Regions from separate parts of the Mus musculus genome. Here all the other regions are linked to region 3. The links are chromatin contacts, found by POLR2A ChIA-PET in ENCODE. All regions are on one chromosome and are shown on one strand. Each heading gives the region's core, a stretch centred on a gene start or an enhancer-like site at or near the end of the contact. The rest is flanking DNA. Distances are from core to core; before and after follow the strand shown.

Region 1 (2,855 bases), core at 305-2,804, 210 kb before region 3:
CTTTGGAAATTCTAGGCAGCTTCTCTGACTCTGAGCCACGCCCCCACTTCCTTAAGGGGGATTCTAGGCTGTCACTCTGTCCGCCACCCACCCGTCTTTCCCTTAGCCAGAAGCCAGATGGAGCCTGTTGGACACAAAATATACTCCACGGAAAGTTTGTCCACCACACGTGGCTGGATGCTGGTGACTGACTCTCCACCCCCAGGTCTGGTCTTGCCTTCTCCACCCGAGTCCAGGCAGACTCTAGGTGTGTTGGCAAATTCTCCCAAGCGTAGAAGTGTCCTCTGCTTCAACCTCCCGGGGTCCCTGGAGGAACCCCAACATACCCCAGCACTGGAAACGGGCTACCATAACCGAAATATTTGTGTAACCACTGTGTGGCTGGACCCGGAGACCACGGCTCCTTCGCCAGCTAGAAGCTTCTATGATAACGCAGGTTCCAGGTCTGGGAGGCCTCGCCCTACTAGCTTCGCATACTCTTGTTATAAAAGGGTTCTCAAACCTTGGGTAGTTCAAACTGGAAAAGTCCAATTTGAGCCTCATGTGCAGGGCGGGCGGAGGCGACACGCGTCGCTGCTGCCTCCTAGCGGCCAAAGTGAGACATTACGGACGCGCGTTTACCGTGGCTGTAGCGCCAGGAAAAGAGGGAACCCAGGGTCCTCTTGACGGGCGGGCGAGCACATGGGAAGGGAGCTGGGCCTCTCGCCTCAACTATCTGTACTACCCAGGTCTTATCTCGGAATTCTAGGTGACTGTCCACACTGTCCTCCAGACAGGGTCTCATGTAGCCCAGGCTACCCTCGGACTCGCTTTGCAGTCCAAGCTCATCTTTCTGCAGCTGCCTCCTGGGTATTGGGATGACAGACGTGCACCACGACGGCCAGATTTAGTTTCTCAGTCTCTGGGAAGGCCCATTTATTAAGTGCCCAATACTCTAATAGGGAAACTGAGTCCAGACGTATAAACTTCCCGTGAATGTCTAGGCCCTGCTTTTTAGGTAACCTAATTTATGACGCTCTAGAGTCATTCTGTGACCCCAGCCAAGGACGCTGGAGGCAAACTGAGCCTGTGACTGACCATGTCCCCTCAGACTGGAAGGACCCCCCCAAAAATAAACAGACCAGTGATAGGGTCCAGCCTTGCCCTGAGGATACCAAGCAAAGCTGCATGAAGCACTTTCCCCTTCTTGGAGGTTTCCATGTTCCCCTCACAGGCGGTGTGGCTATAGGCGCTGGAGGGAGTGGGTGGGAGAAGAGAAGGGTGCTACAGAACCGGGAGAAAGGCCTGGGTCTGCGTCCTGCAAACGCTGTGTGACATCAGGCAAGACAGTCACCTTCTCTGGGCCTCAAGAATCACATCTATAAAATAGGACAGCCATTATGACCAGCTGTTGCAGTTTAGGGGCTCCTGAGGAGGGAGCAGGCTGGAGATGCAACAGTCAGGCCTCTTGCCCCAAAGTGGGCGGTCCCGGCTCCGCAGTCTTATGGGTCCTCCAAAGATCGTCAAGTACAGAGGCTCCCTGGGTCACACCTCCCAGGAGCAGCGGGAGTGTCACGTGGGCCAGGTCACCACGGGGACAGTCCTCCCTAGCCAGGCCCAGGCGCCTGGCCTCTGACAGTGCCTGCACCTGCCTCTGCCTCTGAGTCTCCAAGGGCCGCCTTGTGTCCAGGGCGCACTCAGGGGCGGCCTGGGGCGACTCTGTCCCGTCGCCTCTGTCTCCGGGCATCTCGACCACCAGCGCATCTCGCGGGTACAACACCTCCGGGAAGTCCTCAGGGTTGCACCACTGCCAAGCCTAAAAAGAGGGGGGACAGAGTCAGTGAATTCTCGAGAGGGGCTAAGTAAAGTGCGGGGCGGGGCGGGACTGAGTGAAGGGGCAGGATGGGGGCGGGGCCGGGACTAATTAAGGAGTGTTGGGGTGGGGATGGAGCAAACAGCAGGAACAAGAGGAGGCAGGATGTGTGGGCGGTGCCAAAACTGAGTGAAGGGGAAAGGGGCAGGATCAGAAATTGAGTGATGGAGCAGACGTGGGCGGGACCAGGACTGAGTAAAAGGATGAGGGCAGAGCTAGGGCTGTGGGCAGAGCTATGTAATTGCTCCAGGACTTGGGAGGAGCCAAAACAATGGGAAGAATCCTGTCGTTGGGTGGGACTAAGACTTGGTAGGCGGGGCCAGGATACAGTGTAGCTGAAAACCCCTAACACCCCTCCCCCTCCCAGTGCCTAGAGGAGCACATTCATTCTGTGGAGACCCTCTTCCAAGTCGTCCACCGAAACAGCCAGGGTGAGGCCCCCAAGGTTAGCTACAGCACAGAAACGGATCCCGTCCCCTGGATCCAGCCATGCCTGAAGCCCGAAGCCTTGAGTTTGTTTTTCACATTCCCCTTTAGTTGAAGCCACGTTAAATTCTGATTCTAAGATGACATCCAGAATTCTCCTGCCTATTGGATCTACCTGTCGCCCTTCAGTTTGGGCAAGCTGAGCTGGAGCACACCCACTGCCCAGAGTACATTACTCTGCAGTGGGAAGCTGCGAAGGAACATCTACCTGCTTGCCCTGGCTGCCAGGGAACTCCACGGCAGTGCTGCCACAGGGTGTAGGCAGGGGTGGGCACAAGTGCCAGGCGGCCCTGAGGAACAAAAGGTGACAGATCAGAGAGGGTATTCTTGAGGCTTCCTTGTCCCCGCTGTTATGAAGGGTGTGATGTGGACCAAATGAGAGTCCTGCACACTCAAGATCAGCAACATCTCTGCCCACAACGCAATTCGGTTCCAGGCCCTCTGTGCCTTGGTTTCCGCGTCTAGACCAGGACAGATCTATACTTTGGGGTCGTGAGTGTCCTCAATACTGCTCTAG
Region 2 (3,254 bases), core at 613-3,112, 180 kb before region 3:
CCATTTGTGTCCACAGTCAGGAGGCTTTGAGCTCAGTGCTCAGACCTGACACAAGGTGATCATGATCCTCTTGGTCACATGTGGCCACTTCAGGGCCTGTCCTTGTGACTCAGAACTTGGGCTCTAGCCACTCCCTTTCTCCAGGTCTTTCCATGATGTAGTCTTCAGCTTTTGTCCCCTCATGCCACCAGCTCCTCACTAGAGGCTTAACCCTCTATCCCAGCTTCTCAAAGGTCTTTCTTTGCTTTCCAGGACAGACATGGAGGCGCTCTAACACCATCCATGGCTCCCTGTTGCATTTTCAGTGAGCTCCAATCCTTATTGCAGCTGTGTGGTTAGCTCAGCGAGCACCCTCCTCCCCATCTGTGACACTCTTTCCCCATGCCCACTGATTCTCTTCTTTCTCATGGTCAAAATTATTATGTTGCCTGTCTGCTTGCCTTCTTTGCTATTTCTTGAGAAAGAAATATCGTCCAGGCTGGCCTTAAGTTCCTACCTGTACCCCTCAAGTCCTGTGACAACAGGTGTGTGTTACCACCTCCAAAAGTGTGGTGAGGGCTGGGATGGAGCCCTCCATGCCAGGCAAGCATTCTGCCAGCACAGCTATATCCCTCTTTCTTTGAAGTTACTCTTTGACATTCTTCATCTGTCTCCTTATCTGAGATCAAGGACTACCTTGAAGTCACCCCTAGATGTCCCAGAGGCAGGTAAACTGTAAGTGTTCAATAAATGTTTATCAAGTGAATAAATGACTGGATATGGGTTTGTGCTGCAGCCAGCAGCATGGGAAACGCCTGACGTGGCAAAGAGCCTGGAGGAGACGTGGCAGAGTCTCAGAGTGACTTGACAAGGATGAGTTGGGGAAAACCTGGGTGCATGTGCCTCAGTTTCCCCAGCTATCTTCTTGCACCAAATATAGGATCTGAGCTTCAAATCCGAGCAAGGCTCTGATCCGGTGTCTAAAAGTCCAGGGAGTCGGGTGCTGTCAGAATGACCACTGGCTACCTAGGACCTGGGGGAAAAGGACATATTCCTTTGGTTTGTAGTATATATGACTTATCGCCTTTGGTAATGGCTTTCGTGGCCATGCACACTGCGTTCATCGCAGACATCATACAGATGGGAAGGAAAGGGGAAGAGCCAGGCAGGGCTAACACCTCCAAGTCAGAGGGCAGACCCGTCACAGCCTGCACTACTAGCACCGCCAAAGCTCTACTCCGCCGTCCAGGCCCTAGCAACGCCCCACCTGCTTGTTGTGGCCCTAGCGACGCCCCGCCCTCACCGCGCAGTGCCCTAGCAACGGCCAGGTAGCCCCGCCCCCCCAATGCTCAGAACCATAGCAAAGCCCTGCCTGGGCTGCTGAGGTCCATAGCAACGCCTCGCTCTCCTGTCAGGGTGCCTCTCCTGGTGCTTAGAGCTCTAGCAACAACCTGCCTGTGTTGCTGAGGTCCATAGCAACGCCCCGCCCTTGCTACCTAGAGCCCTAGCAACGGCCAGGTAACCCCGCCCCCTATGCTCAGAACCCTAGCAAACCCCTGCCTGTGCTGCTAGGGGGCCTAGCAACGCTCACGTTAGTCCCAGAGCCCTAGCAACGTCCACTACGCCGCGCCGATCTGCTCGGGGCCCTAGCAACGCCCCGCGCTGTCCCTCAAGGCCCTGGCAATGCTGGGCACCGACAGGCGGGTTCTAACTGCGCTCCATCCCAGCGCTTCCGGCAGAGCTGTAGCAACAAAAGCTCCTTAGTTGGGGACCCTAGCAACGCCCCGCCTAGCACTGTAGCAACGCCTCGCCCCCCTTCCTCCTCCATCACGACGCCACGCCCCCTCAGGCTCCGCCCCGTGACTGGGCGGGGCTCCCAGCCGGGCTTCCTCCTTGCTACCGCGCGCGCTCCTTGTTGCCCGCGGCCACTGGGCCGCTCTACGGGGCTCAGGCCGAATCCGGCCGATCTGGCCGAGGCCCGGGCAGACGGAGGGCGGCAGCATGTCCGACCCCAGCTACTGGACCGCGGTCGCGGCCCCGGGGCACCGCAGCCGCCTGGCCAAGGGTGCGCTGCTACAGCGTTCCAAAAGGTAGGGACGGCTTGGGGCGCAGGGTCTAGCTGTGGACGCCGGTATTTGAACTTGGGACTCGGGCCTTGCAAAGCGATGAATTTGGGAAGAATGAAGCAGTCTGTTCTGGACACTCAGCGGAAATGTTGGCGCAGATGCAAATACTCATGGCCCAGACTGACGAGTGGGTGGCAGGTCTACAGCCAAGAAGGCATGCTTCTCCTCGGCCCAGGTCCTCCTTTGCAAGGCACAGAGGCCAAGAGAGATGGTGCCTCAACTGTCGACCCAGGTTCTAATTGTAAGATAGCTTTTACCGTGCGGTGTGACTCCAGGTAGTTCTTCAACCTCTCTGTGCTTGTGTTTCTCTGTATTTAGGTTAGCATAGTTGGGAAAAGTCTGAGATGCAAGGACCCTGAGTGCTCGATCCAAAGCTTCGACTGGGCCTTGAGATAGTGTGGTGCCTACCATGGCTTACAGGCCTTTTAGAGCAAGGAACAGTGTAAGCAGTTGGCATTTAATGTGTGCTCAAGTGAGATGATCCAGGTTCTCTGAGGCGTCCAATATGGTTGTTTTCAAGGTCTTGTCTAAGCATAAGGGAAAGGAACCAACCAGTCTCATTGGCTACCGGTGCAGGACCATGGGACAGCAGGGCAGGGAGAGGATGTGGCTGCCAGTGTGTGTCGTGTGCAGAGGGGGGGCGACAGGAAGTCTTGCAGGGCCCTTTGGGTTCCGCTTCTGCACCCACACTTCAGCCTAGGGGGCAATTCTTTACCCTCTTGGTAGCTGGTAGCCCCGATTTCCCTGTGTGAAGAGCAGGTACAGTTGGTGGGTCCCCCAGCTCAATGCTGGTTTGTACTGTGTCCACACCTGTGGCTTAGCTGACTCTGGGGGCGTGGCCTCCTGTAGGCAGGCTCTTAGAGCATAGGTCCCCCAAGGCCAGCTTCACAGGGTGTGTTGATTTTGTGCACCTTCTGGTTGTCCTGATGGGGAAAACAGAGCCTCCTGCAGCAACAGACAGGCTGGGCTCAGCTCCCTAAAACCTATGCCCTTTGCTGCCTGCGGCACCTCCTATCTTGGCCTGCAAACTGCCCTTCTGTTACCCAAAACCCTCCCTGCCTCCTTAGGGCCCCTCCTGTCGCTCCCTCCCTGACACTTTTACAGAGCTGCGTTGGTGGAGGGCTGTGTGGGCTGCTCTCCTTGCCTTCA
Region 3 (2,998 bases), core at 40-2,539:
TTCCTGAGCGCCTGGAACCACGGCGGCTCGGCTTCCCGCCCGCCCACTAGGGTGGGGGCGGGGAGGCCCGGGCTAGGGGATCTGCCTGCACCAGGGACACCACGCGAGACTTAGCGCCGTGGTGACCTGCATGCTGTCACACTCACACAGGAAACCTGAGCTCATGACTGCGCCACCGGGTGCTGACGACCCACCTGTGCGCAATCTCCAGCAAGTCCCCACTAAACCCGTCGTGTCCAACCGGGGACACTTGCAGCGATAGCAAGCCTTAGCCTGGATGCTTCCCGACGCCCATGCGCCACGACCCCTCGTGCTCTCACGGGGCCGCGTGTTATACACGTGCGTCTGCGCTGGAGTGGGGGAAAGAAGCATGCTCTCATTCCCAGCGTGCACCCAGAGGTGGAGGCAGGAGGACCACCTGTTCAAGGAGCCTTAGTGAAGTAGAGAGCTGGAGGTCAGCCTGGGCTACAGGAGACACCGTTTTTACTCCGACTTTGAGACAGGGTCTCACTATGTATTGGCTGCTGTCCTGGAACTCGCCATATAGACCAGGCTGGCCTCGAATTCACAGAGATCCTCCTGCCTCTGTCTACCGCGTTAAGAAACACTTTCAGAAAAACAAACAAAACGTGCTTGGTCTGGGGTTCAGTCCTTACAACGCTGGCATGCATAAAAAAAAAAACAAAAAAAAAAAAACCGGGCTCTGTGCACAGCACACAGACCAGGCTAAGTGGCACACGCCTGTCGTGCAAACGCTAGGGAGGCTGAGGCAGGAGGATTAGAATTTCAGGGTTATCTGTTTTATGTGTTTGAGACAAGCCTGGCCTATATGAAACTCTCTCAAAAGGGCCCCTCACAGCCCGCAGCGCTGTATTGGCTCGCAGAGAGTGTCCTGGGAGTAGAATGTCATGGGCGCATATCCTGTGAGCCCAAGAGCCTAGTGCAGTTCCTGAGTCGAAACGGAGATATCCACAGCACCCCACCCCCACCCCCAGATCTGTACAACTGGGAGTCTTGCTCCGCAGCCGAGGTATGCTTGGAGCTCGCGGCCATCCCCCTGCCTCAGCTTCCCAATTGCACAAATAGCAACTGCTGGAGCGCGTCCCGGGCTTGAATATCTTTGGGGGGAGGTATTGAAGTCTGTACTTATTGGTGCGCAGCCTATTGGTGGGCAGTGCCGCCCCCGCGGGCTCTGCGCGTGCGCGCTCCCAGCGCGCGCGCGGGGGGGGGGCCCACCCGCGCTCCCGCCGTTGCCACTTTAAGAGCGGCGGGAGCGCGCGGTGGCGGTGGCGCGCTTCCCGGAACAGCCCGGGGAGGGCAGCGCGGCGAGAACCCACCCGCGGCCGGAGCTCCCGCGCGGACATGGCCGCGGGGATCGGGGCGCGGGCAGCGATGGCCACGCGCGCCTGACAGGTGCGGAGCATGTACGGCAAGGCGAGCAAGGGCTGCGCGCCCTCGGACGGGCAGGCGCGCGAGAAGTGAGTGCGCGGTGCGGGGCCACGCGGGACCGGGGACCATGGGGTCACGCGAGACCAGAATGGTGCGGGATTTCAGGGGGGACACAGGAGATCCCGAGGAGATCGGGGAGTGACTGGAGATCAAAATGGTGCGGGATTTCAGGGGTACACACGAGATCAAGGGGCTCATGGGGTCACGCGAGACCAGAAGGGTGTGTGATTGTGGGTGTGCGAGACCTGAGGGTCCTTTGGGGTCACAGAATACACAAAGGACAGAATATATTGAGGTACTCGAGTTCCAGGGTCTTGGTGGGGGGGTCACATGAGATAGAGGGCATGGGCATGAGCTTGAGAGCTCCAAGGGGGCTTGGGGTCTCAGAATACCTGAGGGGACAGGAAATCAATGGGTCAAACAAGAGCCAAGGGGTTGCTGGGGTCACGTGGCGGTTCATCGGGTGCAGGATCAGGGGCTCACTAGGGAGTCGGTGGTGTATGGGAGATCAGGAGTTAGGACTTGAGCGGTCACAGGATGCCCAGGGCAGGCACAGCATCTGAGGGTTGTAAGGCCTCGGGAGTTCTGGGGTCACACAAACCTGACAGGTGTGAGCTTTCGGGGTTGGCTGTGAGACCATGGCACTGGAGGACAGCTTCAGGTCTTAGGGCCGCAGAGTCCCAAGTATCCAAGCTGGAGATTTGAAACAGGACACGTGGGTTCATTGTGGCTGCAAATTTGAAGAGGTTGGGTCGGACCCTAATGCCCTGCGGGGTGTTGGGGTTTTGGAGGTTTGCGTGGAAGTTGGACTCCACTGTCGCTTGTAGGCAAAGGTGCGGATTCAAAGCCTAGAGAGGTGCAGAGCCTGACCATGGCGGTCCCGGGACACCTCCCGGAGTCCCAGGTGAGCCAGAATGGGTCTGGCTCTAGACGCCCCACATTGAAGATACAGGGTGCGCTGCCCAGGTGGACAGGCTGTGCTCTAGCTTCCAGTGAGGACACGCCTGGGCTGGCCTTCCTTTCCGAGGTGCCTGTGTGGAGAAGTAGGTGAAGCGGGAACGTTTGAAGTGTGCTGGGAGCCCAGCACTCACCTTTGAGGTGTGAGTGTGGAGGCCTGGATTGTAGCAGGGCCTGAGGGGGCAGCTTGCCTAGAGGCTGAGTTGCCCAGTGCAGCCCTGGGTAGGGGACAGATCACCTGGCACAGAGAAGTCTGGGTCACTGGGCTGCCATGCAAGGCTGGCTCCCTGAGAGCCTGCAGTTAGGACTCATTTATGGTCAGTAAACTCAGTGACCCTTCCTGGCATGGGGCTGCTGGCCATGTGGGAAGCAGGGACTGACTGATTCCCTGATACCTGGCAAGTCCCCATTCTAGGGAATGGTTCACAGACCTGTGCTAAGTTTGGGGGTGAGGGTGGGGGTGGGTGTTGATGATTGTGTGAGAGGAAGCTCACATCCAGGAAGTGGGGATCTAGTCATTCCACACAGCACGCAGGAACCTCAAGGTAGGCTGTTAGGGAAAAGTGAAGTGGGGGTGGGGTGGGCCATAGGC

Evidence for each region. ChIA-PET counts read pairs that join two places held with the same protein, here RNA polymerase II (POLR2A).
Region 1: POLR2A ChIA-PET joins it to region 3 with 11 read pairs in embryonic stem cell. The contact joins the enhancer-like site here to the promoter of Ssbp4 in region 3. POLR2A ChIA-PET finds 5 or more read pairs at or near these places in 4 of 5 experiments (Patski and embryonic stem cell).
Region 2: POLR2A ChIA-PET joins it to region 3 with 11 read pairs in Patski. The contact joins the promoter of Mast3 here to the promoter of Ssbp4 in region 3. POLR2A ChIA-PET finds 5 or more read pairs at or near these places in 3 of 5 experiments (Patski and embryonic stem cell).

What each region holds. Positions count from the first base shown.
Region 1 is chr8:70,819,455-70,822,309 of GRCm38, reverse strand. It overlaps Il12rb1 (interleukin 12 receptor, beta 1), which reads right to left. Exons shown (of 16, transcript NM_008353.2): 15 at 2,547-2,628; 16 at 886-1,795. The coding sequence ends at 1,439. Among named protein-coding and RNA genes, the nearest start is that of Il12rb1, 12 kb to the right of the region's middle. Within about 2 kb of position 1,554, at least 1 of the 3 ENCODE cell types and tissues checked has a DNase peak (open chromatin) inside an H3K27ac peak, as active enhancers do.
Region 2 is chr8:70,791,041-70,794,294 of GRCm38, reverse strand. Mast3 (microtubule associated serine/threonine kinase 3) reads left to right here and starts at 1,862. Exons shown (of 26, transcript NM_199308.2): 1 at 1,862-2,069. The coding sequence starts at 1,981.
Region 3 is chr8:70,606,605-70,609,602 of GRCm38, reverse strand. Ssbp4 (single stranded DNA binding protein 4) reads left to right here and starts at 1,289. Exons shown (of 18, transcript NM_001372473.1): 1 at 1,289-1,478. The coding sequence starts at 1,423.